Linked DNA regions of Mus musculus: region 2 is linked to region 1. A link is a contact called in ENCODE Hi-C or POLR2A ChIA-PET data. All regions are on one chromosome and are shown on one strand. The core of a region is the stretch at or near the end of the contact, and the rest is flanking DNA. Distances in the headings are between cores, read along the strand shown. Region 1 holds the start of Chd7 (chromodomain helicase DNA binding protein 7). Region 2 has its middle 43 kb from the start of Gm46842.

Evidence for each region. Hi-C counts contacts between places; a loop is a spot of excess contacts on that map. ChIA-PET counts read pairs that join two places held with the same protein, here RNA polymerase II (POLR2A).
Region 2: a loop to region 1 is called in a map of gastrocnemius, with 2.2 times the contacts of the local background. The contact joins the enhancer-like site here to the promoter of Chd7 in region 1. A Hi-C loop is called at or near these places in 1 of 37 maps with a recorded cell type or tissue (gastrocnemius). POLR2A ChIA-PET finds 5 or more read pairs at or near these places in 1 of 5 experiments (embryonic stem cell).

The regions. Positions count from the first base shown.
Region 1 is chr4:8,688,858-8,692,593 of GRCm38, forward strand. It overlaps Chd7 (chromodomain helicase DNA binding protein 7), which reads left to right and starts at 1,549. Exons shown (of 38, transcript NM_001277149.1): 1 at 1,549-1,918.
Region 2 is chr4:8,952,215-8,956,139 of GRCm38, forward strand. No RefSeq gene overlaps it. Among named protein-coding and RNA genes, the nearest start is that of Gm46842, 43 kb to the left of the region's middle. Within about 2 kb of position 2,362, at least 1 of the 3 ENCODE cell types and tissues checked has a DNase peak (open chromatin) inside an H3K27ac peak, as active enhancers do.

The DNA of each region.
Region 1 (3,736 bases), core at 299-2,798:
GTAGAGGTCATATTATTTAGCTTGTAAGTTGTCTTGAAATAGATGCGAGTCTGACAAGTGAGATTCCCCCCCAAGTATCTATGATAGTTTTACTTTGAGGGATATAAACTTATTATAAGTGGAAGACTTACATTAGATTTGTGATTTTTGGTTTATGATACTGGAGCTATAAAAAAGTAGATTTTCAATGTCACATTTTTTTCCCTGTAGTGTTAATGTTTTCTTCTGATTATCTGTAAACTATTTGATGACTATGTTTCTTTTAGAAATCCAACTTATGGCGAAAGAAAACCAGAATCAATGCACTTAAATAAGCAACAATTGTAAAAAAATTTTTTAAAAAAAAGAGTAAAACTATTTCTATTAGGAGATAGATGTCTAACTGATTAAGCTGCAGTATAAATGAAGCAGTTTTGGCAAGTCATTTGTCCATATAAAACTGTGTGATTCTAAGCTCAGTAGTAGTACAACCATCAGTGGGCCAGATTAGCATGCTTTGCCTTTTCTCTACGATTTTTGAGTTCAATAGCACTTACACAGCTGTCATAGCTGGCTGTATAACCTCCTTCCTTATTTATAAGTGAGTGCAGTCTTTAGCCTAATAAAACCATACTGGAGTTTACAATTGTTGACCGTTTATAAATCTGCTCCGTGTTTCACACACAAAAGATGCTTAGTAAATGTTTAAATATCTATTACACAAGAGGGAAACTAATTTAAAAAATGTCTTCAAGGTTAATATTCATCTTGTACCGGAAAGAGAAATGGGCAAGAAGGTCGGCTATTCAAAGCTGGAAGATGATATTTAGTGCCACATTGGCGAAGGAATGATGAAAACACTCCAGTTCTGACACGTTTAAAAATGGGCACACATCCTATTTCTTTGTTTCATAACCATTGCGCTATCCCTTCGTTTTTTGGCATGCTAACAAATTCAACTAAAATCAATGCTCTCTAGTTAAAACTTTTTGATTTAGTGGCAGATCCCGCTGTCCTATCACCGAGGACGTCAGTTAAAGCCAAGTGGTGAGGCAGGGATGGATCTATTTGAAAGGAAAGGCGTCCATCCTAGGTATTTCGTGTGGGAAAATCATCTCAAGTTGAAGGATAATTACAGAAGAGACACCCAAACACCCCTAGCCTCCTCGGTCCGCACCGGGCTGGCCACCCCTCGCGGTGGCGGGGGGTCACTACGGGCTCCGGGCCTCCGCTTCCTGCCCCAGGGCGGCGCACCGCGGCTCCGGGAAGGTGCTGCGCGGAAACGTGGCACCCTCTGCACCCGCGCGAGAGCGCTGGCAGCAGGCGGCCCGAGAGGCTGCGGCGGCCGCGCACCGGGACCGACACCCGCCCGCTGCGCCGGCGCCCGGCGGGACGGGAAGGGGCGGCCGCCCGCGCCGCGCCGCCCCCTTCTCTCGGCCTCTCCGCGGCCTCCGCCACCCCGGCCGAATTCTTGCATAAATTATGCCAGGCGCGCCTGACGTCAGGTGGCGGCGCGCGGGCGCGGGCGCGCCGCGGAGAGAGCCGGCCGCGGGCGCGCGCGGCCCGGGAGGCTCGTGCGCGCGGCGTGCAGGGCGCGCGCAGGCGCTGGCGTGCTGGGGCCGCGGCGGCGGCGGCGGCGGCGGCGGCAGCGGTGGCGGCGGCGGCGCGGGGGTTGAGCCGTGGTGGTGCGGACGCGCTCGTGCTCGGGAACTATCGGATTAAACTTGAATCGAGTGGAATTACACAAAGGAGCGCCGCGGAGGAGGCGGCCCGGGGACCCGGAGACCCCGCAACTCGCCAGAGCCCCGTCCGCGCGCGGCCAACTCCGCGTCCGTGGATCAGCCCCCGGCCGCGGCCGCCGAGCCAACTCCGGAGCCGCTCTGCGTTTTGTTCCCCACGGCGCGCGGCGGCTGACTAGCCCGAGCGAAGGAGCGAGCCGGTGAGCGCAGACTTCCCCGGCGCCCCCGGGAGGGGCGGCGGCAGGAAACCGTGCCGGGCCGCGGCCGCGCGGAGTTGCGAGAGGGGAGTTGGGCGTGTGCGGGGCGCGGGGAGAGGTGCGCGGGGGCCGCGGTCGGCAGGAGCGTAGCGCCGCCCGCCCGGTCGCCTGCGTTGCTGCCGCCGGGGCCCGAACCCGCGGCCCGAGCGCCGCCCCGCGCCCCAACTTTTGCCTGCGTCCGCGGGGCCGGCGGCGGCGGGGGCGCGCGGGGCGGCCGAGGGTCACTTCCTCGCATGTAAATGGCTTTTTGTTGTGCTGCCGGCGTCGGGGGGGACGGGGACAGGAGGGAGCGTGTCTGCGCTCTGGGGAGCGCGAGCGCGTTTCCTCCCGCCGGCACCGAGCACGAGTTGCCGGCTGCGTTCGAGAGAAAAGGGAAGGAGGAAAAAGTTGGGTTCCAACTCCGGCGCGAGCGGCGGCGGGCGCGCGGGCGCGGGGCGCTGAGCGCGGGGCTCGGGGACGGCGGCGCCCCCCGCCTCGCCCCCGCCCCCCGCTCCGGCCCGACCACGCCGCGCTCGCCGGGAGCGGCGGCCGCACCGGCGCGAACAAAGTGCGTCCCTGCGGGCGCGGCGGCGCTAGCCCGTGCGGGGACGGCCACGGGCGAGGTGGGTCGGCGGCAGGGAAAGTGCGCGGGGCGCCGCGTGGGGCGGGGGCGGGGGTGGCGCGAACACGCGGCGCGGGGGGCGTCCCGAGCCCAGCCGGTGGCGGCGGCGGTCGCAGAGTTCCGAGCCCGCAGCTAGGGGTTCCTGGGGCTCCCCGGCAGCTCCCAAGTGCGCGAGGACGAGAAGAAAGGGAGCCGGGCTGGGGCGAGTGCGGGCGGGCGACCGGGGGACCCCACCTTGCCGAGCTGGCCGGGCCGCCAGCGGCGGCATAATAGCGACTTTAATCCGCGATCCCAACTCGCGTCCCCGCTCCCCTCCCCCCAGCCTGTCGGGGGTCCGGGCGGGGGCGGGGGTCGCCAGGTGGCCCCGGAGCGCCGGGGTTACGCGGTGGCCCCGCGGAGAGCCGGCTCGGGGCGCGAGCGGCCGAGGTGGCTGGAGGCCGAGCGGTCAGCGAGAGAGGAAGGAGGGTGGCGGGGAACGCGTTGTTTGTTTGCTTCGCACCGGGGACAGGGCTCGCTGGGGGCGCGGGCGGGGCGCGGCGGGGCGCGGTGCGGGGTGGGCGAGGCGGCGCGGGTTGAGTGGCACGGGGAGGGGGCGGCCGGTTGGCGGGGGACTGGTCAGGAGGCTCCGGGGAAGGAGCCGCTGGCCCCGAGCAGCCATCATTCCCGAGTCGCCTTTCTCCGGATGGCTCTGCCTCGAGGAGCCTTGCGCCGTGGGAGCGCACCCCAAACTCTGGCCCGGTAGCCCGCTTTGTGAGCGCCCCCGTGGAGCCGGCGGCCCGGGAGGAGCTCCGGCCCGGCAGCGCGGTTCTCCCTGGAGGTCACTTTTAGAGACTGTTCACGCCTGGGTTTTAAACTAGTTTTTTTTTTTTCCCCCTTCTTCTTCCCTCTTCTGAACAGACAATGGACAAAAGAAAAGTAGCAACCCACATGGAGAGTTTCCTTTGAATTGCTAGAATTAGATACACTATCCAGTTCTCCACTTGCTAAGTATACTTTTTAGTTTCCCATTGTGTATTATCTAGCAATCGATTTAAATAACTTACTTAAACTGTGTCTATCCTCTGAGCTGGATCTCTGAATATATTAAATATTTTTAAATAATTTTGTGAGCTCTGGTTTTTATTTTTTTTTAAGATTTTAAATTGAAGCCGTCTTTGCAG
Region 2 (3,925 bases), core at 1,112-3,611, 260 kb after region 1:
TTCCCCATGTACACCCACACTCATACATGCATGCCTGTGCACATATGCACCCTCACATGTATGAACCTCCCACCTTAACACAAGAAAATGGAAAGGAAGAAAAGGGGAGGCTGAGTATAGACTTTACAAGAAATTCATAGTTTGAATGTGATAGATGGTTCTGAGTAGATTATGTGATTTCCTGTGGGAATGCCTTTGATCTTGATGTACGGCGCATAGCTCTGGGAACAACACAACTGTGGTGTCACACTGTCTGCGTGCTTCATTACGTCGTATTGTTTTCTCTTTTAAATTTAATTAAACTGGGAGGCAGGAAGAATGCCATAATTTGGAAGCCTGGACTACTAGGTAAGACCGTTTTTCACTACCCTCCAAAATATGTCTTGCTATTTGGACATATGTATGATATTTGGACATATGTATGCATTTTGAAGTGGCCATTGTAATGAAGATAACTTAAACATTTGTTGTCTCTGACAGTATCGTGTGTGTGTGTGTGTGTGTGTGTGTGTGTGACAATGACAGAGAGCAGTCCCTGTTCCCAATGTTCATATTTATGCATCAATATTGATAGAGGTTCCTGCCCTGACCCCCCAGCAAGTGTGCTCCTCATGCCTGGTCTTTGGTGGAACTGGTGATCATCTTTGTGCAGTGCAATAAATAATACTTTTATTACCTGAGCTATCTACCCAGCTCTAGTGCTCACTTTTCTGTAGTACTGGTGAGTGAAGTCAGAGCCTCACACAGGCTGGAGAAGTCCTCCACCACTGAGTTACCCTCATGGCCGAGGGGGACACATTCAACCATAGCAAGCAAATGACTGCCCATGACCTGAAGCAAGCTCAGATTCTTTAGCGAGATTTGCAAAGTCTCACACATAGATACTCATCCATACTCACGTACCATTATGCATTGTGGGGTGCAGATGAAGTCCAAAGTAAGTGTGTATTATTGCCATGAGCAGAGCCATGGCCAATTTCTCAGTGCCTCAGGCAAGGCCTTCCCTGGGTCATTCTCAGAGGGATGGCAAGGCCTTCCTCTTGTGTGGAGTTGACACTGTGTGCATAAACTGTCACCCAGAGCTCCCTCCTCAGGGATGACTGCAACCTGAGACTGCTCTCCTACAGAGAGCTGCTAGCTAGTCTCCTCCAGGATTTCCGTGACCTCAGCTCTGTGTAATAAACTTGTGTTTCCAGGCTGCTGCTGGCGCTCCTCCATCGGAGCACGTGGCCCATACAACCCCAGCCTTTTTTGTATGCCAGTCATTTCCACATTCCCTGGTCACCTAAGTCATGCCAGTCCTACAGCAGATCGTGGTAGCGTATGTTGTTCCTTCCCGCCTTCTACTCTTCCTACCCTGTCTCTGTCTCCACAGCCACTTCAGTGGCTGGCAGGATGCAGAACTCCCAGTGGCCCCGAGGCGCTGTGTGCCTTGGCATCTGTTTAACTGTGACTGGGATACACAGCGTCTAGGCTGGGGGTCCTTGTGTGGTTCCAGTCGTCTTGATTCTTACCATATCTTTGGGCAAGCGATTTAACTTCTAAGAGGTTCTGTGCTGACCTGTGAAAATGGTTCACTGTGAAGTTACCTCACAGGCTGTTGGAGACAGCCTCCTGCACAGAGCCTCCAGCACCATGACTCTCACCCTCTATTCTTCGTTTCTGGAGATTCTAAGGGTGTCCTTCTTGTGCTGTCTGCCTTTGTACCTCGCTTCTTCCCATTCATGATACACACTAACTTCCTCTGTAATCCTTGCTGGTTGTCACCTACTGTGTGATCATGCCGCCAGTGTAGAGGCAGCTCAGTGTGTCCCATGACAGTCCTACCTCATAGCTTAAAAATGAGAGTTCTCAGGAAGAAAGGAAGGGAGGGAAGATGAAGCCTGAGGCAGAAGCAGAATGGAGCTAATCTGACTTGACCATGGAAAGGATGTTCCAATTGATCATGAAGGTGGTGGGACCCTGGCAGGCCGAAGCAGGATGGATCCCACTCTCGGAGGGCATTCTGTAGTTTCACAGACATTTGATTAGGGTCCCCTTCTGCTGATTGTTAAATGGATTTGTTTCCCTGTCACAGTTCTACCTTAAAGAATAGCAGAAGGCTAAGCTGCATTTCTGACCAGCAGCCCCACTGCTATCAGCACAGAACTATGAGGCCAGCCTGCCTGGTGCTGTGTTGGCTTAGAGCGCCCTTCTTTTAAGTGCTGGTATTTGTTTACCCAGAGTCCATTGCAAACCTGCACAGAGCAGCGAGTCCTCCTCCTGTGAGGAGCTCCTTCCTGCTGAGCTGGCTGACTCGGGACTTGGTGTGACGTGAGCTCAGGCAGAGATTTGGCTCCTCTTAAAGCATGGACAGGCTTCTGGAGTCCCAGGGCTCCCACTGCTCACAGCCAGAGGCAGAGCCCAGCTGTCTGCAACCCTCCGGGGACTCCAGTCTGTTTACTGAATGGTCATATGGTAATCTCTTCCAACTCATGAACGAGCTGCACCGTTCCCTCATCTGCAGACCAGTGACCTCACCCACCTAAAATGGAGCAAGTGTGACTCAGGAATGTAGCCAGCTAGACTCTCACTGGAGCCCAGGAGAAGCTGGGCGGGCTACTCACGGGCTCAGGGACTCGGCTGTACATTGTAATCAGTCCCTGAGCCTGGAGCAGCCCCCAGCCAAGGGGTGTGTTCTCTGTGGGGTGGAGCTGAGAGGTGCCTGTGTGGACACTCACACCTGCAAGTTGCTTGTCTCAGGTGGTGTGCATCACTTCTCATCCCTCAGAAGGGCCTCTGACTACAGGCTAGTGAAGCTGACCCCATGTCCTTAGCTAGTCACCCCCAAGATGATGACACCAGAAAGAGGATGGAGAAAACACCTTGCAGGGAGGTGAAAGGCATGTGATCTCATAACTGGAAGGTAGAAACATGACTAGGTATTGTTTTACTGTTTATCATTCCTTTTGAATTATATTTGCTTTCCCCTTCCAAAAATATTGCATGTGATGACTGGGAATATAAAATAAATTACCTTTGCTATAGGCTGCTGGGTTTATTAGCCTCTTTCAAGCTCTTGACAATGGAAAGGACAGTGTGACCTACAGTCGACTCCTTCCAAGGAGCTCTTGTTCTCTCCCCCCGCCCCCCTCTGTACAGGACCTCTGTTATTTGTGCATATAATGGCTTAACTCTTTGAGTTACCCAGAGCTCTTTATTCTTTCCCTAGTTTCTACTGAAATGTCAGTTATTTTTATTTTCTAGGGTTGGGGACTTGGCTCAGAAGCAGAGCATTTGGCTAGCTCGCTCAAGGTCTTGGCTTCCATTCCTAGTGTGGTGGAGAAAATCGAACAAACACATAAAGTAATTGAACTTTATCGAGGCATAACTAGCCATTAAATGCTGTGTCTATCTGTAGCATACAATGTGATGTCGTTCCCCCAGGCCCCCTTTTCTGTGCTTGTGGTTGAAACCATGGCTTCAAGAATACTGAGCAGGTATCCACTGTAAGTCACATTCGCAGCCACTCATCCCAGCTGAAAGTTTGCCCATGATTTACATTTCAGGCAGATGACCTATGTTATCCATGCTATGTACATTTGAAAGAGCAAACCTATGAGAAAACAAGGCCAGGGAGTAAGAGAGAGAGACAACATAAACGTTAAATAGCCCCAGAGGTCAATCGTGTATTTGGATAAGATCTTTATACCAAAAGGACTCGTGAGGGTGGAGCGAGGCAGGCCATTTTCAAGAGCAAATGTTAATAAACTCACGGTCATCCCCTTGACAAGTAGAGATCAATTGGCAATATGGAATCCTTCACTCCTGGTGTGTGTGTGTGTGTGTGTGTGTGTGTGTGTGTGTGTATGTGTGTGTTTGTTTAGAAAGTGAGTTTTAGGGTGCTATCTCTCTGAGAGTCTGGAGGGTTTGGGAGGCAAAGATG